Linked DNA regions of Homo sapiens: region 1 is linked to region 2. A link is a loop called in an ENCODE intact Hi-C map of the cell type or tissue named here. Cell type or tissue: B cell. All regions are shown on one strand. Links, peaks and the distances in the headings refer to the core of each region. The heading gives the core; the rest is flanking DNA.

Evidence for each region. Hi-C counts contacts between places; a loop is a spot of excess contacts. Peaks named below come from ENCODE experiments on the same cell type or tissue, not always from the same donor. Only the 100,000 strongest peaks of a DNase experiment are listed, where the experiment ranks them.
Region 1: it touches region 2 in a loop (5-fold over the local background); 2 of 110 quality-filtered maps call a loop at or near these places.

The regions. Positions count from the first base shown.
Region 1 is chr2:230,545,896-230,561,829 of GRCh38, reverse strand. No RefSeq gene overlaps it. Among named protein-coding and RNA genes, the nearest start is that of SP100, 140 kb to the right of the region's middle. RefSeq lists a silencer at 9,409-9,609. In B cell, for the core only: no CTCF peak of the experiment used is centred there; no DNase peak of the experiment used is centred there.
Region 2 is chr2:230,492,882-230,500,881 of GRCh38, reverse strand. SP100 (SP100 nuclear antigen) reads right to left here. Exons shown (of 29, transcript NM_001080391.2): 18 at 6,422-6,466; 19 at 2,347-2,421. LOC101928816 (a long non-coding RNA gene) reads left to right here. Exons shown (of 4, transcript XR_427235.4): 3 at 2,074-2,246. Among named protein-coding and RNA genes, the nearest start is that of SP100, 81 kb to the right of the region's middle. In B cell, for the core only: no CTCF peak of the experiment used is centred there; a DNase peak (open chromatin) is centred at 3,911; H3K4me3 peaks cover 1,191 bases; H3K27ac peaks cover 6,315 bases.

The sequences.
Region 1 (15,934 bases), core at 3,974-11,973, 57 kb before region 2:
GTCACCCAGGCTGGAGTGCAGTGACACCATCATGGCTCACTGCAACCTCTGCCTCCCAGGCTCAGGTGATCCTCCCGCCTCAGCCTCCTGAGTTGCAGGAACCACAGGTGTGCACCACCAAACTCAGCTAATTTTTTCTTTGTATTTTTTGTAGAGATGGGGTTTCATCATGTTGCCCAGGCTGGTCTCAAACTCCTAGACTCAAGTGATCCACCTGCCTCTGCCTCCCAAAATGCTGGGAGTATAGGTGTGAGTCACCGTGCCCATCTTGATTTTTATTGAATGTTTTTCTGGACCTATGAACATGATCAAATTGCTTTTTTCCTGTAATCTGTTAATGCATTTTATTACATTTATTTATTTATTTTTGAGACAAGGTCTTGCTCTGTTGCTCAGGCTGGAGTGCAGTGGCATGATCTCGGCTGATTGCAACCTCCACCTCCTGGGCTCAGGTGATCCTCCTACCTCAACCTCCTGAGTAGCTGGGACTACAGGTGCATGCCACCATACCTGGCTAATTTTTGTATTTTTAGTAGAGATGGAGTTTCACCATGTTGGCCAGGCTGGTCTGGAACTTCTGACCTCAAGTGATTGGCCTGCCTTAGCCTCCCAAAGTGCTGGGATTACAGACGTAAGCCACTGCACCTGGCCCACTGATTGATTTTTGAATGTTCAACCAATCTTGCATTTCTGAAATAAACCTAGCTTGGTCATAAGAATTATACTTTTTAATATAACTGGCTTTATTTTTTATGTTGGGGAGTTTTACAACTGTATTCATGAAAGAGATTCTTGTTTGAAATCATTAGGTTCTTGTTTTGCCCCCTCAGAGTTTGGAATTATGGTTATACTGGTCTCACAAAATAATCAGTAGTTATTTCTTCTGTTTCTATTCTATGGAAGTGGTTGATAAAATTTGGTGTATTATCTTCCTTAAATGCTTGGTAAATACATCACTTAAGCCATCTGGCCTGAAAATTTTATTGAAGAGAGGTTTTAAATTATACATTCAATTTTTTAATAGTTACAGAACAATTACAGAAAAAGTAGAAAAAATTTATATTTTTTGCATTTGCCTATATTGTAAATTGTGTTTTTAATTTAAACTTTCCAATTGTTTGGCATAAAGCTGATCATAGTATCCTGAGATATTTTAATGTCTTTAGAATATGTATTGACATATTCTTTTTCCCCCTAATATTTGTTCTTGTGACCCTTGTCTTAAAAAAAGTCTAGTCTTATTAGGAGCTTGTTAATTTTATAGCTGTTTCAAAGAGATAACTTTAGACTTTAACTGCTGATCCCCTTTCTTGAATGCTTGTTTTCTATATCAGTTTCTTTCTTAACTTTTTTCATATCTCTACCTTTGGATGCTTAGATCATTGATTTTTAGCTTTTCTTTTTTTTTTTTCTCAGACCTTGCAGGGATGGATCTTCTTTTCTAAGAAATGCATTTAAGGCTATAATTTTTTCCTTCTTAAGTTTTGCTTTTGGTGAATCTCATAAGTTTTGATATGTCATATTTTTATTATCATTCAGGAATTGTTTTCTGAATTCAATTATAATTTTTTCTTTGATCTATGAGGTGTTTATTGGTTTATTTCTTAATTTCCATTTACATGGGGAATTTTCTTCTTGTTATTGATTTTTAGTTTTGTTTCTTATTGTCAGAGGATGTACTTGGCACAATTTTAGTTTTTTGAAATTTGAGATTTACTATATGTCCCAACATTTATCATTTTTATGTGTTCCATGTGTACTTAAAAAGAATGCACATTTGAAGTTGTTGGGTATGTTGTTTTATCTATGTCAATTAAGTCAAGTTTGTTAATCACATGGTTCAGATTTTCTACATCCTTACTGATTTTTTGCTTGTGCCATCAGCGACTGAGGTGAGTTACAAGCTTCTACTTTGGTAGTGGATTTGTCTATTTCTCCTTTTAATCTTGTCAATCTTTGCTTTATATATTTTGTGGCTTTTCTGTTAGGTACCAATAAATGTAGAATTATCTTTTGTGTGTGTTGAATTTCTTATCATTGTGTAACGTCCCTCTTTATCCCTAATGGTGTTTTTTGCTTAAAAGTCTACACCAGTGTAGAAAAAATTTTTTTTTCTTTACTCTCTTAGGTTTAATGCCTGGGACCTATAAATTAAACTGACAAAAGACAGATTAACAGGAGAAAAAGCACAGAAATTTTATTTAATATTAGTATTTTTACATGGCAAAGGAAACATCATAGCAAGAAATAAAAACCCCAAATAAATGAATTGACTGGAGGCTTATATACTATTTTAACACAGAGCAATAACTTGTGGAGATGTAACAATACAAAGGAAAAAAGGATTTGGGCTAAGAGTGGTAAATTATGGGAAAGTGACTAAGAAATATATGGAGAAAACTAATGGGAGATAAGGGTTATTTTAGTGAGGTTTGTTTGTACAGATTCATCATGGCTTCAACTCCTTGACTCTGGTGATAAGAATGTTCTATTCCTGGTACAGGGATGGCACTTTTCTTAGGCATAAAGGTGTAAGAAAGAGACCCCTTTCTGCATCTGCTGTTTCTCAATTGCCTTCAGCTCAAAATAATCAACATGGCAAAGTGGCATATTATGGGGTGATATGTTCTGATACCATTCACCGGCTTTATATTTTTTTGAGACGACTTAGTGTTTGCATATCTTATTCCATCTTTTTATTTTTAACTTATATATCTTCGTATATTCAATCATGTCTCTTGCAAGCAGCCTATAGGTTTTCTTTAATCCAGTATGACAATGTTTGCCTTTTTTTTGTCTGTTTTTGAGACGGAGTCTTGCTCTGTCACCCAGGCTGGAGTGCAGTGGCATGATCTCGGCTCACTGCAACCTCCACCTCCTGGGTTCAAGCAATTCTCATGCCTTGACCTCCCGAGTAGTTGGGACTACAGGCACACGCCACCATGCCTACCTAATTTTTTTGTATTTTTAGTAGAGATGGGGGTCTCACCATATTGGCCGGGCTGGTCTCGAACTCCTGACCTCATGATCCACCTGCCTCAGCCTCCCAAAGTGCTGGGATTACAGGCATGAGCCACTGTGCCTGGGCTATGTTTGGCTTTTAATTGGAGAAATTGTTTCATTTACTTTCCATGTAACTACTGATATATTTAGGTTTAAATCTACCATCTTCCTGCTTGTTTTCTATTTGTCTTACCTGTTTTATGTTCCTTTTCTTCTTCTTACTTCTTTATTGGATTACATTAAAATTACATTATTATAGTCATTTTTGGTTTATCAATGCCTAGTAAACATTAATACTCTTACCATTTTCTAGACAACATAAGGACTTTACACATTCCTATTTTAGATTTCTCCTGCCATTTTATAAATCTTATAGATATTAGAAGTAAATATACTTTGGGAAAAGCCACTTGGAAAACAGAAAAGCCAATAAAACTCTTAATATTCATATAAACATATTTTTCTTTACAAAAGAATTATTCTAATTGTTTGCTGCATATGTTACAAATAGAAAATAATTCCTTTTGATTTTGGAAGATTCATGTAATAGTAGTAGTTAGCTTGCTTTGTAGTAGTTAAATTAGGCTATCTGCTCTAACAAATAGACCCCAATATATATAACATCCTCAAACAAAATTTAAGTTTATTTCTTTTAAAACAGTCTAATGAGTTACAAGTTGGTGAGATGGGAGGGTTGTTGGGTTGTTGGGGGCTCTCTTCCATGTAATTATGCATGGTCTCAGACTGATGGAGGTTTTGACACTCATGGCTTCCAAGGGTGTCCTTACTTGGAGACTGCCATCCAGTTCATGGCAGAGGAAAGATTGTGGGGCAGTACGTGTAAGAAGCTTTTATGGGTCAGCCTTGGAACTAGGCACATGTCTTCCTCAGATGTTCCTCTATCTAGAACTCGGTCATAGGCCACTCATACCTGCAGGAATTCCTGGAAAATATAGTTTAACTGTGTGCCCTGGAAGAAGAGGAAAATACAGTTTGGGTAAGCAGCTAGCTGTCTCTCCTATACACTTTCTATCTTGTCCTCAAGTATCACCCTTCTTCCGATCTTCCCACATATAGAACCCCTTACCCTCTTTCTTCCTGCCCCTCCCTTACAGGAGATAACACAAACTCCCATATAATTACTGCACACAGGCCAATATCCACTTACTTTGTGTGAAGTACAGTTCTCCCTATCAGGTCTGGATGATGTTCTTGATGTTTTGGTGACCTTTTAATAAGTTTGTCTTCCCTTACTGTACTTCCAATATACAATGTTTGATGAGTGACAGAGTAATCCCAATACAACTACTATCTAGGAAGTGGAAAAATGGGAGACAAACAGTGGCCAATGGTCTATTATCTAAATCTACCAGGCTGTGATTAAAGGGGTCCCTCTCCTCTAGCAGTGGAGGAATTTGGAAATTTCTTGACTTTGATTCTGCTCTTTTGAAATAATTCTCCTGACCGTGCCCTCTATTTTTTTTTTTTTTTCATTTTCTCTTTCAATTTCCTTCTTGGCCACCTCTGAAGTATCCACTGGGGGACACACCCTTCTATAGCACTGTATGTATTCACAGCTTTTTTCTGCATGTTTAAGTTTGGATGACTAAGGGTTTTATTAAGGCTTGAACAGTACTTGAAAAGTACTTTATGTTCAGGTTTATGGTTCTTTCAGTGATTTTATTAAAGCTTGGTTGGCTTTTCATTGATTTATTGTCCATGAATTCCACATATTTATAACAACATCTAGAGTTCTGTTCTAAACTTAATCCATAAGCCTGATTTATTTCTTAACTTTTCCCTCCCAAACCAAATTTCTCTCTTAGTTGAATGGTACTCCCTTGAGGCTATCTGATGCCAGGTGGTTAGGTGTCAAGGCTTTGCTTACTTTGAAATTTACCTCAGTGCTCAATTCCTCTGTTTAATCGAGAAACCCTAACTAGCTTTTTGTTGCTCAAAGCCTCTTTCAGTCTCATCTCTTACTCTTCGGAGTTCTTTTGGCTTCTCCAACCCTACGAGAACCCACTTTTCTGTACTCTCTTGAGTCCCATTCACTTTTGTTCTCAAATGAATCAATTATTGCTGGAGCTGATCTCTTAACTGTAATAAGCCTTCAAACCCAGTGAGTGGTAACCAACAGACTCTATTGTTAGTGTTTTCCAATTCCTTTTCCTAGAGCTACAGGACTTAGAGGCATTAAAAAAATGTTTACCTTTTGTGATATATCTTGCAAGAAATCTGTCATGTTTTGCCATTGCCTAATAAAGGAAACCATTTTCCATGCTCTGATATAAAATTCCTGATCACTAAGCCATTTTTATTATGGCAACACCTCACTTCCAGTACTAGTTTCTTTCTATTTATTTATTTATTTATTTATTTAGAGACAGGGTTTTGCTCTGTCACCCAGGTTGGAGTACAGTGGCGCCATCCTAGCTCACTGCAGCCTCGAACTCCTGGACTCAAGCAATCCTCCTGGCTCAGCTGGAATTACAAGCATGGGCCACAGCATTCTCATCACCAGTGCCAGTTTTCATTATGACTTCTATATTCAATGTTATAGGATAATAGCTGTTAAATGGACCAAAAACTATGTAACAGCTCAAGCAAAATTGAGGCTTGTTTTACATTCTTGTAAACAAGGGGGTTCCATGTTGATAGAGGATGGGATGGATGGGCAAAGCTCTATTTCACCTGTTTGAGGACTGTGGTTGGTGGAGGCTGTAGTGCCTTTAACACATAGTTTCCAAGGCTTCCATATATGAGGAAAAGAGCAGAGGAAGAGGAAATGTGTAGAATGATTTGAAAGGGTAGGATATCAGAAGGGAGCAAAGTGTAAGAAGAGTTTTACAAGACAATGCAAGTTGCCTATTGTGGGTAAGTTTTTCCCAACCTTTCTGATCATCCCTCAGATGAATCAAAAAGCAGACTAATTTAGCTTGTGGGTGGGTATATTCTAGCCTGGAACTTTTCGAGGTCTTTTCTAGGTTTCTTTTTTTCTTCTTTTTTGTAATATGGCATTTTCTTCTGAGTTGGTTATCACCAAAACCCCTAAAGAATTCTATTACTTTCTCCTATGATCAGCAGTTGTTATCCTTTAGGAAATAATAATAAAGAATAGGGTCAAGAAACAAAATTCCTCACCAAGAATTTGGCCAGGTAAAGAAGAAAAAGATTGTAATTAGGAGTCTGAACTTTCTCAGTGCATCCACATGAAAGGGATCCAAGCAACTCACTGGATCCATTCTCTGCATAATTATAAAGTCCATGTTTAACAAATGGAAGCTTTGAGTCTGTGTATTCATATGTTGATATTTTATTTTAAATATGCTAGCAAAATTATGAGGCTTTTTCATTTTCATTTTAAGTTCTGGGTACATGTGCAGGATGTGCAGGTTTGTTACATAGGTAAATGTATGCCATGGTGGTTTGCTGCACCTATCAACCCATATCCTAGGTATTAAGCCCCGCATGCATTGGGTATTTTTCCTAATGCTCTCCTTCCCCTCACCCCACCCCCAACAGGTCCCAGTGTGTGTTGTTCCCCTCCCTGTATCCATGTGATCTCATTGCTCAGCTCCCACTTACAAGTGAGAACATGCGGTGTTCGGTTTTCTGTTCCTCCATTAGTTTGCTTCCAGCTCCATGCCTGTTCCTGTGAAGGACATGATCTCATTCTTTTTTATGGCTGCATAGTATTCCATGGTGTATACATACCACATTTTCTTTGTCCAGTCTTTCATTGATGGGCATTTGAGTTGATTCCATGTCTTTGCTACTGTGAATAGTGCTGTAATGAAAATACATGTGCATGTATCTTTGTAATAGAATGATTTATATTCCTTTGGGTATATACCCAGTAACTGGATTGCTGGGTCAAATGGTATTTCTGGTTCTAGATCTTTGAGGAATCACCACACCATCTTCCACAGTGGTTGAACTAATTTACATTTCCACCAACCATGTAAAAGCGTTCCTATTTCTCTGCAACCTTGCCAGCATCTGCTGTTCGTTGACTTTTTAATAATTGCCATTCTGACTGGCATGAGATGGTATCTCACTGTGGTTTTGATTTACATTTCTCTTATAATCAGTGATGTTGAGCTTTTTTGTTTGTTTGTTTGTTTGTTTGACAGAGTCTTGCTCTGTCGCCCAGGCTGGAGTGCAGTAGTGTGATCTCGGCTTACTGCAAGTTCCGCCTCCTGGGTTCATGCCATTCTCCTGCCTCAGCCTCCTGAGTAGCTGGGACTACAGGTGCCTGCCACCATGCCTGGCTAATTTTTTTCTGTTTTTTTTTTTTTTTTTTTTTTAAGTACAGATGGGGTTTCACCATGTTAGCCAGAATGGTCTCCATATCCTGACCTCGTGATTCGCCCACCTTGGCCTCCCAAAGTGCTGGGATTACAGGCGTTAGCTACTGCACCTGGTGATGCTGAGCTTTTTTAATATGTTTTTTGGCCACCTGAATGTCTTTTGAGAAGTGTCCGTTCATATCCTTTGGCCACTTTTTAATGGAGTTGATTTTTTTTTGTAAATTTGTTTACATTCCTTGTAGATTCTGGACATTAGAGCTTTGTCAGATGGATAGATTGCAAAAATTTTCTCCCACTCTTTAGGTTGCCTGTTGGCTCCGGTGATAGTTTCTTTTGTGTGCAGAAGCTCTTTAGTTTAATAGTGAAAATGTCAGTTTTTGCTTTTGTTGCAATTGCTTATGGTGATTTTGTCATGAAATCTTTGCCTGTGCCTATGTCCTGAGTGGTATTGCCTACATTTTCTTCTAGGGTTTTTATAGTTTTGAGTTTTACATTTAAATCTTTAATCTATCTTGAGTTAATTTTTGTAAGGCGTAAGGAAGGGATCCAGTTTCAATTATCTGCATATGGCTAGCCAGTTCTCCCAGCACAATGTATTAAATAGGAAATCCTTACCCCATTGCTTGTTTTTGTCAGGTTTGTTGAAGATCAGATGGTTGTAGATGTGAGGCCTTAATCCTGAGTTCTCTCTTCTGATCCGTTGGTCTATGTGTCTGTTTTTGTGCCAGTACCATGCTGTTTTGGTTACTGTAGCCTTGTAGTATAGTTTGAAGTTTGGTAGTGTGAGGCCTCCAGGATTTTTCTTTTTGCTTAGGATTGTTTTGGCTCTATGAGCTCTTTTTTTTTGTTCCATATGAATTTTAAAATACTTTCTGCTAATTTTGTGAAGAATGTCCACAGTAGTTTAGTTGGGATAGTGTTGAATCTATAAATTACGTTGGGCAGTATGGCCATTTTCACAATATTGATTCTTCCTATCCATGAGCATGAAGTGTTTTTCCATTTGTTTGTGTCCTCTCTGATTTCCTTGAGCAGTGGTTTGCAGTTCTCCTTGAAGAGGTCCTTCACTTGCCTTGTTAGCTGAATTCCTATGTATTTTATTCTTTTTGTAGTAATTGTGAATGGAAGTTCATTCATGATTTGGCTCTCTGCTTGCCTGTTGTTGGTGTATAGGAATGCTTGTGACTTTTGCACTTTGATTTTGGATCCTGAGACTTTGCTGAAGTTGCTTATCAGCTTAAGAAGCTTTTGGGCTGAGATGATGGGGTTTTCTAGACATAGGATTATGTCATCTGCAAACAAAGACAATTTGACTTCCTGTCTTCATTTGAATACCCTTTATTTCTTTCTCTTGCCTGATTGCCCTGGCTAGAACTTCCAATACTATGTTGAATAGGAGTAGTGAGAGAGGGCATCTTTGTCTTGTGCCAGTCTTCAAAGGGAATACTTCTAGCTTTTGCCCATTCAATATGATACTGGCTGTGGATTTGTCATAAATAGCTCTTATTATTTTGAGATATATTCCTTCAATACTTCGTTTTTTGAGAGTTTTAAACATGAAGGGTTGTCGAATTTTATTGAGGGCCTTTTCTGTGTCTATTGAGATAATCATGTTGTTTTTGTCTTTAGATTTGTTTATGTGATGAATTATGCTTATTGATTTGCATATGTTGAACCAGCCTTGCATCCTGGGGATGAAGCCTACTTGATCGTGGTAGATAAACTTTTTGATGTGCTGTTGTATAAATGACACATTGTCATGCCTCTTAATACTGAAGTTTTGACTTTATGGTGTGATTTCTACATCTGTTTATACCTTATCTTTTATAGAGCATAGAAAGCTAAGAATTCTACTGGTTGATAATGTCCTTTGGGCACAAATGTGGAAAAAGCCTCAAAAGACAACTGGGCCCGGGCACAGTGGCTCATGCCTATAATCCTAACACTTTGGGAGGCAGAGGCAACAGGATTGCTTCAGCCCAGGAATTCAGGACCAGTCTAGGCAATATAGGAAGACTCCGTCTCTACAACAACAAAAACCAAAATTTAGCTGGGTGTGGTGGCACATGCCTATAGTTCCAGCTACTAGGGAGGCTGAGGTGGGAGAATCGCTTGAGCCTGGGAGGTCAAAGCTGCAGTGAGTCATGATTGCATCATTGCATTTCAGCCTGGGCAACAGAGTGTGACCCTGTCTCAAAAAAAAAAAAAAAAAAAAAAAAAAAGGCAATTGCTGCATTATCTAATTAGTGCCAGAAAGAAAAGCTACATATTAAACTATTTCTAACCCAAACAGTAGCTTTGAAAAATTTCCTCCAGCATGTCATGGGCTAATGTAATAATTTTACAGAGTAATTTTGCAAATGATTAAGGTATTTTAAAAATACATTCAGAAGAATTAAGCAGGAAAATTTTTGTTCTGTCTCGTCTTTTCTTTCTTTCTTTCTTTCTCTCTTTCTTTCTTTCTTTCTTTCTTTCTTTCTCTCTCTTTCTCTCTCTCCTTCTTTCTTCCTTTCTTTCTTTCTTTCTTTCTGTCTCTCTTTCCTTTTTTTTTTTTTTTTTTGAGACGGAGTCTCGCTCTGTCGCCCAGGCTGGAGTAGAGTGGCATGATCACAGCTCACTGCAGACTTGACCTCCCAGGCTCAAGCTATCCTCCCACCTCAGTCTCCTGAGTAGCTGGGACTGTAGGTACACACCACCATGCCTGGCTAATTTTTAAATTTTCTTTTTTTTTTGAGATGGAGTCTTGCTGTGTCGCCCAGGCTGGAGTGCAGTGGCATGATCTCGGCTCACTGCAAGCTGTGCCTCCCAGGTTTATACCATTCTCCTGCCTCAGCCTCCCGAATAGCTGGGACTACAGGAGACTGCCACCACACCAGGATAATTTTTTGTATTTTTAGTAGAGACGGGGTTTCACCGTGTTAGCCAGGATGGTCTTCATCTCCTGACCTCGTGATCTGCCCGCCTCAGCCTCCCAAAGTGCTGGGATTACAGGCGTGAGCCACCTCGCCCGGCCTACATTTTTTTTTTAATAGACATGTGGGTCTCACTATGTTGCCCAGGATAGTCTTGAACTCCTGGGCTCAAGCAAACCTCCTGCCTCAGCCTCCCAAAATGCTGGGATTAGGTGTGAACCACTGTACCCAGCAATCTCTCTGTTTTATAAATGAGGAAATCATGGCATGTTACTGTTTAAGGCTATTTTTTTTGTAGTCTGAGATTTAAACAATGAGCTAGGACTAAAATCCTGGACACCCAGAACTCAATTATTAAATAGAGAAATGGCTAGATAAGACAGAAAATGATAATCAAAATGCCATTATGATCTGAATACCCTTCAAAGTGCAAATTGTTTTAAAATGTATTGCTCTTTTTTACTTAATATGTTTTTGCCTTTTTATTTCCTCTATTCTAGATTCTATGAATAGTTGAAACATATCTTCTATGGGAGGACATGTTTGGAAAAAATGTAAGCAATTATAAACTCATGATGTTACTACTGGTTTACAAAGAGTTCATTCTAATTATTTTATTTATTTTTCCCAATTGAAAAATGTTTAAATATAAATGATCCATATTTTATCTTCCTACTTAAATTCTGTATATAATATATAGCATATTTTAATTAGTTAGAGGAAGCTCTCTGCTTTAACAAATAATCTCCTTCCCACTGTGGCTCAAACATGTAGAACTTTATGCCTCACTTATATAAAAAGTCTAAGAAGGTTACAGGCCAGGTGTGATGGCTCATGCATGAAATCCCAGCACTTTGGGAGGCCAAGGCAGTCTAGTTGCTTGAATTCAGGAATTCGAGACCATCCTGGGCAACATGGTGAAATCCCATCTCTTTAAAAAATACAAAAATTAGCTGGGCATGGTGGTGTGCACCTGTAGTCCCACCTACTTGGGAAGCTGAGGTGAGAGGATCACTTGAGCCCGGCATGTGGAAGTTGCAGTGAGCTGTGATTGCACCACTGCACCCCAGCCTGGGCAGCAGAGCCAGACCCTGTCTCAAAAAAAAGAAATGTTGGAGGCAGAATATTGGGTGGCTTTTTCACACACAGTCAGTTGGGGACCTAGGTGAGGACCTAGGCTGATAGAGGCTTTGGCATTCTCATCCCATGGCTCCTGAGGTCACCTGGGGATTGGTGTTGAATTTGTGAAAGAAATACAGCAAGCACATCACCTTTGTGCATACTTCTTTGGCTAGAACTGAGGCGAATGGTCCTACCTCACTGCAAAGAAGCCTTAAAAAGATAGTTCAGCTATGTGTTCCGGGAAAAGAGGGGAAACTGGGTTTTGGTGAGCAGCTAGCAATTTTCACCTCATTTTCCCCTTCCTTTCCTGATTTGCTGCTGCATAATCTTTCCAGCCTTTGCTATGTTTCCTCTGATATGGATTCACTTTAACTTTGGATTCTATTTTCTACATTTTCTCTACCTTCACTGCCTGTTACTGAATCATGAAGCCAATGGCCTGTATTTCAGGTTTTTGTATGGCATCCTCTTCCAATACAAGCTTTTTTTTTTGTACGTCAAGTAGGGTAACTGTTGTCAGAAATAGGTCCCAAAGTGTTTATTGGCTCAAACACAAGAAGGAGATTATTTCTTGCTCACATTATCAGGATAAGGTGGTTGCTGGTTGTCAGGGTTCTTTGAGTCACACAGCCATTTAGGGATTCTGGCTGATGGGAGTCCTGCTTTCTTTGACACGTGGCTTCCAAAGTCTTCATGGTGAAACAGAGGCAGATGTATAATAAACATGTAAGGACAAGTGGGAAGGGAAAACAGGAACAAGAGGAAGGTGTAAGAGGGGAGCCAGACTGAGTGAAGATGCTCCATGCGGATGAATTGCTCTCAATTTCTGGTAATAGTGACTGGAACATAGTGACTCTCCCACCTCAGACTGCCAGCTGTGGATTGTCAGTTTATTCCCAGAGATACTGTTCTTGCAATGGGGTCACTTTAACCTGGGATTCTATTTTCTACATTTTCTTTACCTTCACTTTTAAAATGCAGGGAGACAAGAAATGTGAAGTTTTCACTTAATAGATGGGCTTTATGGACCGAATATATGTAGTCATATATTTATCTTCTTGAGAAAAGATGAGGCAAAACATTCTCTATGCCTATAAATTGAATGTATATAATGATTTCTTTTTTAAATTTTTTAAATCTTCAAGACGAGGTCTCACTCTGTTGCCCTAGCTGGAGTGCAGTGGCGTGATCACAGCTCACTGCAGCCTCTGCCTCCTGGGCTCAAGTGATTCTCCCGCCTCAGACTGCCAAGTAATGGCAACTACAGGCAAGCACCACCATACCCAGATAATTCTTTGTATTTTTAGTAGAGATGGACTTTTGCCATGTTGCCTAGGCTGGGTATATAATGATCTCTACCATCTGCTGTCTACAATGTTCTATAGAACACAGATAGCTATACTTTTTTATTAGTCAAAAACTTGAAGGAGCCATTTTAGACAAAATGTTCACTTTATTTAATTACGGCTAGAAAGATAATCTTTCAATCAGCCACTCAAAAATTTTAATTATCGCTGTTGAAAGATATCCTCCAGCGTGATATTGGCTTATTATAAGTGATTTTCCAAAGCATGTTTGCAACTAAAATCTAACACTATCACTCCAACAACCTGCCAATCGAGAAAAATGACAAGACAAGTTTCAATCATTTTAGGAGGTTTACTTGTCAAAATTAAGGACGTGTGCCCAGGAGGTCTATGCCTTTCTCCGAAGATGATTTTGAGGGCTCCAAATTTAAAGGGGAAAGGATGGGCTATTGAGAAGTACACAGTTTTCATGTAAGAGAGGGTAGGAAAAAATAGGGTAGGAAAAAATTCATGCCTTTTTCTGGCTCAGTGAATCTGCATTTTTTTAATGTAAGATGACATAGACAAAATGGGGCAGGGAAACAATCAGATATGCATTTGTGTCTGGTGGGCAGGGAGGTGACTGCACCTGTAAGGATAAGCTATCAATTTACATTGCCATGGTGAAATTTTTTTTTGAGACAGAGTTTCTCTCTGTCACCCAGGCTGGAGTGCAGTGGCACGATCTCACTGCAACCTCTCCCTCCTGGGTTCAAGCTATTCTCTAGCCTCAGCCTCCCAAGTAGCTGGGACTATAGGCCCCTGCCACCATGCCCGACCAGACTAATTTTTGTATGTTTAGTAGAGACAGGGTTTCACCATGTAGGCCAGGCTGGTCTTGAACTCCTGACATCAAGTGATCCGCCTGCCTTGGCCTCCCAAAGTGTTCGGATTACAGGCGTGAGCCACCATGCCTGGCCTGCCATGGTGAAATTTTAACAGAAATACCTTAGGGTAAAGTTGTTGGAGCTCACTAGGAATTTCCTTGTGGGAAAAATACGGGGGAGGCGTGTAGCTTTTCATCTTGTAGCCATTTTATTTAGGAACCAAAAGATGAGGCAGGTTTGCATGACCCAGATCTCAGCTTAACTTTTCACTTTGGCTTAATGAGTTTGGGGTTCCAAGATTTATTTTCCTTTCACAAACCTGAAGAGGTAGGACAGGAGAACTGTTGTCGTCCCTGCTGTTCGCCACTTTTATTCTCTAAGAGATAAACAGAAACTAGCCCTGGAAAACGAAGAATGGAAGACTTCTCTGCTGGTTTCAACCAATGGCCTGACACTGTTGGCAGACTCCCCTCCCTTTTCAAGATTTCAACATAACAGTTGACCAACTTACAAATCATTCCTTCCTGATAAATGACCACTGTCCACAGACTGGTTCTGGCAAGGTTATGGAGGCTGTGCACATAGCACCTTTATGTTCTGTTTCACCTTTTGACATATGGAGCCTAATTTTACTGCATTTTAATGTTATCTCCACCCCAAAGTGAACATGGGTCATATGTAACATATGTATTTATTTAACCTGCGTGCATGTGTGTGATCTCCCTTCAGGAATATTTATAGAGCCTCCTGTAACCTGTTGAAGATGTATACTTGGCCAACTCATTCATTTACCAAGTTGTCCAGCTCTTGATTTTTTTCTAGTTATATTGGTGAAGAAACATTCTTTATGGCTGCCTACCTATCTCACTTCTAGGAACATCATGGCATATTAGCTGTTGCCATAGATCCCCATGAGACAAGGTGAAGTCACTTGTCCTTACCTGCACACCAGGCCCATATAGTGGAAAGTATGATGTTCTATGGGTTCTATGGAATGTCTCTGAGAACAAGGTCCTTCAGGAAAACTTTGTAGCAGAAAACAACAGTTAACATAGCCCTGGGGATATGAATATGTATTCCTGTCTTTTCAATGTAAAAGTAAACTCTTTACTAATAGGGATTGAAAGAAATGTTTTTTGCCATATCAGTAGCTGGATACGAAGTGCCAAAAGGTATGTTGTTGTGTTCTAGTAATACTATCATATTTGGCACACCAGTTGCAATTGGGCTATTATAGGGTTAAATGTTCCCTGTCATCTATGTGACCCATCGGTTTGTTTTATTTTGTTTTTAACAGAGGACATACAGGTGAATTGAATGGAGATATTACAGAGGCCAGTTGATATTTTTTAGGTCTTTGAGAGTGCTAATCCCTGCAATTCCATATTTTTGCTTGGGGGATGGCAATTTCAAGGGTCTCCACTTTGCTTTTCCTACTACAATGGATATTATGTCACAAGCTAGTGAACCAATGAGGGTTCTGCTAGTTCCTAAGTGCAGTCATTAAAATTATATACACAGGGACTGGAGAAAAAATTGCAAGGTCTGTTTATGAAGCCAAAGGACACACCATGAGGCTGACTTAGGCTAGTTCTCTATTTCTCACCTGGCCTCTGTAAGAATCTATTGTGATGATCATGGAGGTGATTTACATCTCTTTATATATCTCTTTATATATCTCTTTATATATCTCTCAGCCACCTCTTTGAGAGTTATTCATCTCTCTGAGTATCTCTCATATATACACACACACATATATGCATATACATATGTGTATACATATATGTATGTATATACATGTGTGTATACATATATGTGTGTGTGTGTGTGTGTATATATATATATATATATGCTAATAAACTTCTGTTTTTCTCTTGTTAATCTGTCTTTTGTTACAGGGGCCCCAGAGGATCTGGGTAGGGGAAACTTAGAAGGGTAGTGGGAAAATTATTTTTTCCTCTTTTACACATGCAAATACACCAGGGTGCCCTGGCAGAATCATTTTCCAACAGAACCAAGAATTGTCTGGCCACGCGTGGTGGCTCACGCCTGTAATCCCAGCACTTTGGGAGGCCGAGGTGGGTGGATCACGAGGTCAAGAGATCGAGACCATCCTGGCCAACATGGTGAAACCCCGTCTCTACTAAATATACAAAAAATTAGCCGGCCGTGGTGGCAGGCACCTGTAGTCCCAGCTACTTGGGAGGCTGAGGCAGGAGAATGGCGTGAACCCAGGAGGCAGAGCTTGCAGTGAGCTGAGATTGTGCCACTGCCCTCCAGCCTGGGCTACAGAGTGAGACTCCATCTCAAAAAAAAAAAAAAGAATTGTCCGAGATTTTAGTGCTCAATGGAGGAATGCTTCCATCCCCTAAACCGAATACGATTCCATGAATTGAAAGTTGGAGGTGCTA
Region 2 (8,000 bases), core at 1-8,000:
TCGTTCCTTGTCTCTCAGGTAAAATTGCTCTAGATCGATCAGTTTCAAAGACCATGATTGGGCCAAGTATGGTAGTTGATGCGGTTGCCACAGTAAAATGTCATCCACACAGGGGTGGTTCTGTGTGGGACTCTCCCTCCTGTCACTCATGATGCTCAAGTTGCAGGTGCACCCAGGAAAACTGGCCACTTCTAACTCTTCTCTCCTCCTTCCCCCAACTCTCCCTTCTCCCCACAGTTCCATCAAAAGACACTTGTGTTCTGTCTGCTTTCTTCTTTCTCATAAAGTGGTCAAACTGGAGATCCAGCTCTGGCCATAACCTGGGTATGTTCAGCCCTAGCCATTATTGGTCAATGTATATTCTCTTGCTCTCAGTTTATCTCTTGTTTAAATCCTTCTTGGACTGCAGGGATTTCCTTTCAATCAAAACCTATTGAGGGCAAACAACTTCAGGGCAAAACACCAGAAGCTCATTGCGCTGCTTCCCAGCTCTTGGCCTGGAGACATCAGGGCTGAGGAGCAGATCATGTATAATAAAGTGCCGCAGAACTGTGCTTTCCAGTGGTTCTTTGTGTGTTCGCTGGCTCCAGCACCTCACTACAATTGTATATCCGGGCAGTCAAATGCCTGGACAAAGTAGGACTTAACTGTTCTTGGGTCTACTAGTTTTAATTCTACATTAACCATGTAAAATAATAATATGGTCAGAAAAAATTAAAAGTTATTTTAAAATATATATTTTTTCATAGCAGGGACTAATCATTCTTGGCAAAAGAGTATATCACCGTGTTTAGGCGACTCTTTGGTTATCTCAGAATATTAGCAGAAGCCTCAACATCCAAGAATGCCACAATAGGAGCCCAGTACTCCTATATCCTAAGGCAAGATGCCAGTCTATCTGCAAAGAACATGGTAGGGGATTGGGAGCCTGGTTCTGCCAGCATCAGCCTTCCCCACCTCCAGGCCTTATGAGAGAGGCCACATTTCTCTGGAGAGAATTGTCAGATACCTTCTCTCAAGCCAAATGAGGTTTAAAGACATCTAAGCAGGAGATGGACCTCCGTCCCTGGGAATGTCAGGGAATGAGAGACTCTCAGACTCACCTCTGAGAAGTGTAAAGGTGAAGGTCATGGCTAGCGGGGTCAAGGGTGCCAGAGGGCTGAGCTGGGAGCCAGCAGGGGAATAATGAAGAAGCACGATTCCCATGGTCTGGTGCAGACCTTGTGGATGGGAGCTGTACTGGGTGTTTTTAAGAGATACTCTCACTGAGGGAACAGCAGTGGGTTGTGTATCTTCTAGAAGGACCATCCAGTGTCTTAATTCCCAAGCAGGTTTGCCACCACCAACTATGGAGAAGCAGTTGCATACATTTATATATATATATATAGGGGGAGAGAGAGAGAGAGAGAGAGAGTCTATATGAAGTTATGTGGCCAGAGAAAGAGTTTTAGGTGTTAAAACTCTTTTAGATGACAAATTTGTCTGTAAATTTGAGCAGGATAACAACAGGGCAGTCTGGCAGGAGATGATGTCTGTCTTCTCTGCTTGCCTCCTCCTTCATGCACCTTTCTCCTGGCTGAAAGAACAGCTCATCAGAGTTCCAGAATCATCTGCAAGTTGTACAGGGAGGAGGCTTTGCATTTTAGAGCCTCTATGTGGTGGAGGTGGGGACTGAAGAGCTGATTTAGTAGAAACAGGTGTGAAGGTCTTAAAATTAACTTGAGGATTCTGAGCTGCTGTTCCAACCCTTCCAGCCAGTGACACTGGGGAAGAGGCACAGTCTACAAGAGCTCTGTGCTGATGATGCGGGAGAGGGGGCTGTCCATAGTTTTTACCGAGTCCTGTAGGAGATCCACGGAATGAGAAGCCACATGGGAAGCTGGTATGGGCCTTGGAGGGCAGCCAGTCTTGTCTAACTGACTTAATTTCACTTTACAGATGAGTAAACTGTAATTTACTTGGGGCAGACCCAAGTCCACACAATTACCACGTGGTGATGGGCAAGAGGAGGGACAGCTACATCACTTGTGAATTACATAGGTTTTGTTTGTTTTGTTTTTGTTTTTATGCCAGCAACTATTTCCAGCCTTGAAAGTTATCAGCTCAGGAGAGGAAGCACTGCAAGCAGCTCCTGGGCCCTGGGGTATGGTTGCAGATTCATCACCTAGCTACTTGTTTGTGGTGTTATCATCTTTTTTTCCCTGACATATTTTGGAACTTGACTACATCTGATATATTTCTCAACAGTAAGTACAGCTACATAAAGCATTTAGGAAAAAAATGTTTCTTACTAAGAGCATGAGAATTTAGACGTTATTTATTTAAAATGTATTTTTTTTTTTTTACCTCTTTGTTGCCATCTTTTCTTTTGGACTTTGTTATTCAGAGTTAAATGTTTTCTAGGTCTGTCTTTCTTTCTCCCTGAGAAAATAGGAAAATATAAATATGGATGGTGTAAAAAACTCACATTATATATAATAGTGCTTTCAAAAATTTTATTTAGCTATAACTTTTCCAGAGCCTAACACACAAAGAAAAATATGTAACACATAGCCTTGCAATTACCAAGCCTTTGATGGTTAACCTGGGTTCATCCTAGATTTTCTTTCCTTTCCCGTGACATTAATCCAAATTCATTTGCCTCCCCCCAACATTAATTTTAAAAAGAATTTACGACAGTTTCATTTATATCCCAAAGAATACTGTAAGAATAATAATAATGAGGGCTAAGACTTAAGTGCTTATTATGTGCTAGACACTAACACAAGATATTTACATCTACTAATTCATTTATGAGATAGAGACTTTTACTACCCCTATGACCAATGAAGAAACTTCAGCATACAGATATTGCAAAATGAAGTGAAGCATTGCAGATTTCCTCTGGTTGTAGGCAGAAATCAATGGCAGCAATGCAAGAATTTGGATTGTCCTGCTCATTATGATGGTGACACACTAGCCACCATCTTAGCCCTCAATGAAGGCTTTGAGGCTGAAAATACAGTGAAAATGACCAAAGACCTTATTCACATAGGTTTGGCCAAAAAATTAGGATCTAAGAAACTAACCAAGAGATTATTGTCCAAGGGGAATTTGTATAGAGATTCAAGTCCCAGAAAGCCTTAGGGTTAGGACTAACAAAGGGTTGATTAAAACCCTATTTCAGGAATATGCTGTTAGATTCAGCAGGTGATGGGGGTAGGTAGAAAGACAGTGAGGTATGTGCAGGAGCATCTCATGAGTGCCATGTTTAAAGGTGCTGATCCTTTCCTTTCCTTTCCTTTCCTTTCCTTTCCTTTCCTTTCCTTTCCTTTCCTTTCCTTTCCTTTCCTTTCCTCTCCTCTCCTCTCCTCTCCTCTCCTCTCCTCTCCTCTCCTCTCCTCTCCTCTCCTCCCCTCCCCTCCCCTCCCCTCCTTCCCTTCATCCTTTCCTCCTTCCCTTCATCCTTCCCTCCTTCCCTCTTTCCCTCCTCACACCATCTCCCTGCATTTTTCTTTCCTTTCTTTCTTTATATGGCCTGGCCACAATTTGAACTTGTCCAACCATAAATATCTTAGACAAACAAAGACTCTTTTTCTGTTCATCTATGTCTTTGGTCCTGTTGTAGTCACCTTTCATCAAAGTCCACTGAGGACAAACAAATTAGAGGTATACAAGTAGTTTAGTTCCGTTTACTCGAGCTCTACTTACTAGAAGATTTGGGGCTTAAGATCTGCTAATACTATAGAGCTCTTGGGACTTCCTTTGTAATTATTCTTTGCAAATTGTCTTGCTCAAATACCCCACAGGAAGTAGTGTGGCTATTCTTGGATTTCCTACCCAAATACTAAAGGTTAACACCATGTTATAGAAGTTGAGTAAAGTGCTCCTCCGTCCTTAAGGCAACTGAGAAGACTTCAGTTTCAATGTAACTGATCTTCACCTTCAGGAGTTTGAGGAAGGCAGAGACATTTATAGACTCAATCCTAGAATGTTGAGAGGGTATGAAGAGTCATAATTCCTATAGGTCTCCCTAGGGAAAGGAGGAACTCACTTAGTTCTTCTTGAGAGATATTCTGTCTGGGAGAATCACTTGGATGGATGAGTTGACCCCAGCAGGAGTGTAGTGTGGACCTCCCAGAGCTGGGAGACTGAGGGAATTGGTAAGCATCCAGTTGAAGTTCCTGAATTAGGGGAACTTTGGTTGAGAGGTTCTCTCTAAGTTGAGTGTCTCTGAAGAACTCACAAATGAATATGGCTCATGCATCCACCATATCTAGGAGACACCAAAATCTATAAGGTTGGTGCAAAAGTAATTGCAGTTTTTGCTATTCCCTTTTTTTTTAAAAGGCAAAACCCACAATTACTTTTGCACCAACCTATATAGTATGAGGACCATTCCTGCTCCTGTCCACTTCCTTCTCCTCCTCCTCCTAGACCCAAATTAGCTGAAAGCAATAGACACTGAGTGGAGTTGGAGAGGAAGTGTGGATGAAAGTAAATGCTGACTTCACCCAGCTTCCCTACCACATAATTTCCAGTTTTAATATTATATCAGCTCACGCTTTTTAATATTAAATGAGATATTACCGCTAAAAGGGACTAGCATAGCTCTAGGGCTTACCTAAGACTTCATCCATTGGCAAGAAAAGAACTATTTGAGAGAACAGGTTTGAAAAGGAAGTAGAAGGAATAAATGTGATTTCTGCTTAGACTTAACAAATCCAAGTATTTTAATAAAATAGTTAAGGTAGAGAGGCTTCTATAGAAACCAGTAGAAACATGACGGAAAAAACATCTTAGACCTGGGTAAGTACAAACTGGAATATAACCAAGATGACAGATAGGTATAGAAATAAAAATGATAGAGATGCTAGAAATATTATATGTATATACTTATTTATAGTAGAGTTATATTTAAAGTTACTTATACTTGAAAATATATCATTTACATAAACATATATATCTATGTATATGAGTGACAGACAAATAATCAGAAGTAATGGGAAAAAATATATCCAAATATGCTTTAGCTCTAGAGGAAAAAGTGCTACTATCTCTATAGTGCCATATCAACTTGCCAGAAGTATTTTACAAGATGCAAAAATAAATAAAGAAATAAAGTATGCAAGAGAAGCATAAGTAGAATGGGAGATGGAAGGAAATAAAAGAGAGACAAAGAAGAGGAAGAAAAGGAGGAATGCAATAAGCATAAAATTCACAAGATCTGATGAAGAGAATGGACTGTCACGTCTTTTTTATCTTCACAGTGTGGCATATGCTCTGATTGAGTTTGGTTCACTGCCTGTAATCCCAGCATTTTGGGAGGCCGAGGCAGGTGGATCACCTGAGATCAGGAGTTCAAGACCAGCCTGGCCAACATGGCGAAACCCTGTCTTTACTAAAAATACAAAAATTAGCTTGGCATGATGGTATGCGCCTGTAATCCCAGCTACTCGGGAGGCTGAGGCAGAATTGCTTGAACCTGGGAGGCAGAGGTTGCAGTGAGCTGAGATCGTAGCACTGTACTCCAGCCTGGGTGACAGAGCCAGACTCCATCTCAAAAAAGAAAAAAATAAATAAAATAACCCCGTGTTTCTCAGGCTTAGATCTGATGTGGCACCAGTACTCTGGCTTCCATGTAATTGATTCAAGTTCTCTCTGTCTGTTTCTCCATGTTCTGTCCTGGACTGTATTAGTTACAACACACCTTTCTAACACTTCCTCCTGTTCCCTCATTTCCTAATCAAGGCTGGCATGTCTCTGCCCACATATCTCTGTAATGCATCTCAGCTTCCAGCTCCTGTCCTTGCCAAAGAGTCTCAGGTGACAAAAAGGCTGGATCTGAATAAATGGAGAGTCTGAGTTTTCCTCCACATTTAAGGGAATCAGTGACTTTGGAGGCAAACATAAAGGGCAAGTAGGCATATTGCTATTTGTCACCCATAATCATTCCTTCTTCCATAAGAATAGACTTACAGCTGAACCAAGGACTGCCCGGCCAGCGTTATATTTCTCAGCCTCGCTTTGCAGCTAGCTCTGGCTGTGTGACCAAGTTTTGGCCAATGGGATGTGGGCAGAAGACTTTTGAGTCTTTCTATTAAAATAAATAAATGGCTGGTTCTTTTGTCAATTTTTTTTTCATTCCCACTGGTTGGGAGACAATGTCAACCAGCTCAGCCCTTGTGGACCCACAGTTGGAAACCTCATGTTAAGGAAGGCAGACTGCCTACCACTTCTGGGCTCTTAGATTATTTGGTTTAAGCCACTGTATTTTGGGATCTGTTTGTTACAATGACTTAGCTGGTACTCTAAAGAATCCATGAGGTCTGAAGCTACCGTGGCCCATAGGAGATTCTGAGGCTGCAGCAAAGATGGGGTCTGGCAGGAAGAACAGGACCACAGCGAGTTCAAAGGAGTAAATCCCCACATTTCTTCTTACCTCTTTGGAGACCATTTACTTTAGATCTATGCCTTCTCTTTTTTCCTGCAAACAGAAAAGAAAGAAAATAATCCTTTAGAACTATAAACAAAGATTTACACACTTTATATGTCAATAGTTTACAAGCATTGAATTTTGTTTTCCTTCTACTTTTGCGGGGCTAAGTCCTCGGCCACCAACATCCCATCTTGGTTGTTGTCACGCAGAAACCAATAACCACAAAGCAACCTGTTTTTACACAGTGCCAATCATTTACACTATGCTTGTACATATCCATATGTGGTCTTATCATTCACAATAAAGAAAGTTTTTAAAGTAGCTGAAATCAAGCAGAAGGTGACAGCAGCAGCAGAAGAGTACCAAGAGGGTCAAGCAACAGTAGGTCTAAGAAATCACCAGTGATGGCCGGGCACAGTGGCTCGTGCCTGGAATCCCAGCTCTTTGGGAGGCCAAAGTGGGTGAATCACTTGTAGGCCAGGAGTTTGAGACCAGCCTGATCAACATGGCAAAATCCTATTACAAAAATTAGCCTGGAGTGGTGCCATGTACCTGTAGTCCCTGCTACTTGGGAGTCTGAGGCAGGACAATTGCTTGAACCTGGAAGGAGATTGCAGTGAGCTGTGATGACACCACTGCACTTTCAGTCTGGGCCACGGAGCAAGACTCCGTCTCAAAAAAGAGAAATAAAAAAAAGAAAGAAATTACCAGTAAAGTACACTTGGTGGAATTCAGAGGCATACTTTGAAGAGCTAAAGCTGTAATTGTGTTTATAACAGCCAGAACTTAAGAAATAAGTAGAAAAAAAAAATCAGAGAAATGAAGACAAATTTAGAAGGCAAATAAAGGGGATTAGACATTTCAGAAATTAAAGTGAAGGACATAGATTACAGAAATAGGTAAAGGAAACAAGAAATTTTAAGAATGATTAAACAAATTAGAAAATAAGCTGGTTGCAGTGGCTCACCCCTGTAATCTTAGCACTTTGGGAGGCCGAGGCAGGTGGATCACCTGAGCTCAGGAGTTTGAGACCAGCCTGGCCAACATGGCAAAACCCCATCTCTCCTAAAAATAAAAAAATTAGCTGGCATGGTGGCACATGCCTGTAGTCCCAGCTACTTGGGAGGTTGAGGCAGGAGAATCACTTGAACCTGGGAGGTGGAGGTTGCAGTGAGCTGAGATGGCTCCACTGCACTCCAGCCTGGGTGACAGAGTAAGACATTGTTTCAAATAAAATAACATAAAATAAAAAATAGAAAATAATCAATGTAAGTGAACAAATTATTGGAGTTCCCAAAGAAGAAAATCAAAATAATAGAATAAATACTTGATGAAAAAAGTCTGTGGAATTATAATATAAATTGAAATGTATACATCAAAAGTACCTATCTCTTCACCCTGTGACAGAGAAATTGACCCAAAACAGCCAACACTGAGATATATTTCCAACAAATTTATTGGACTTTAAAGATAAATAAAGAATTGAATGGGCGGTGTAGGCAAAAAGTTATTTTCAAGGGAGACTTATTGGCCACAGAATTTTCCACAGCAACATTTAATGCCATGGGAGAGTGGAGAAAAA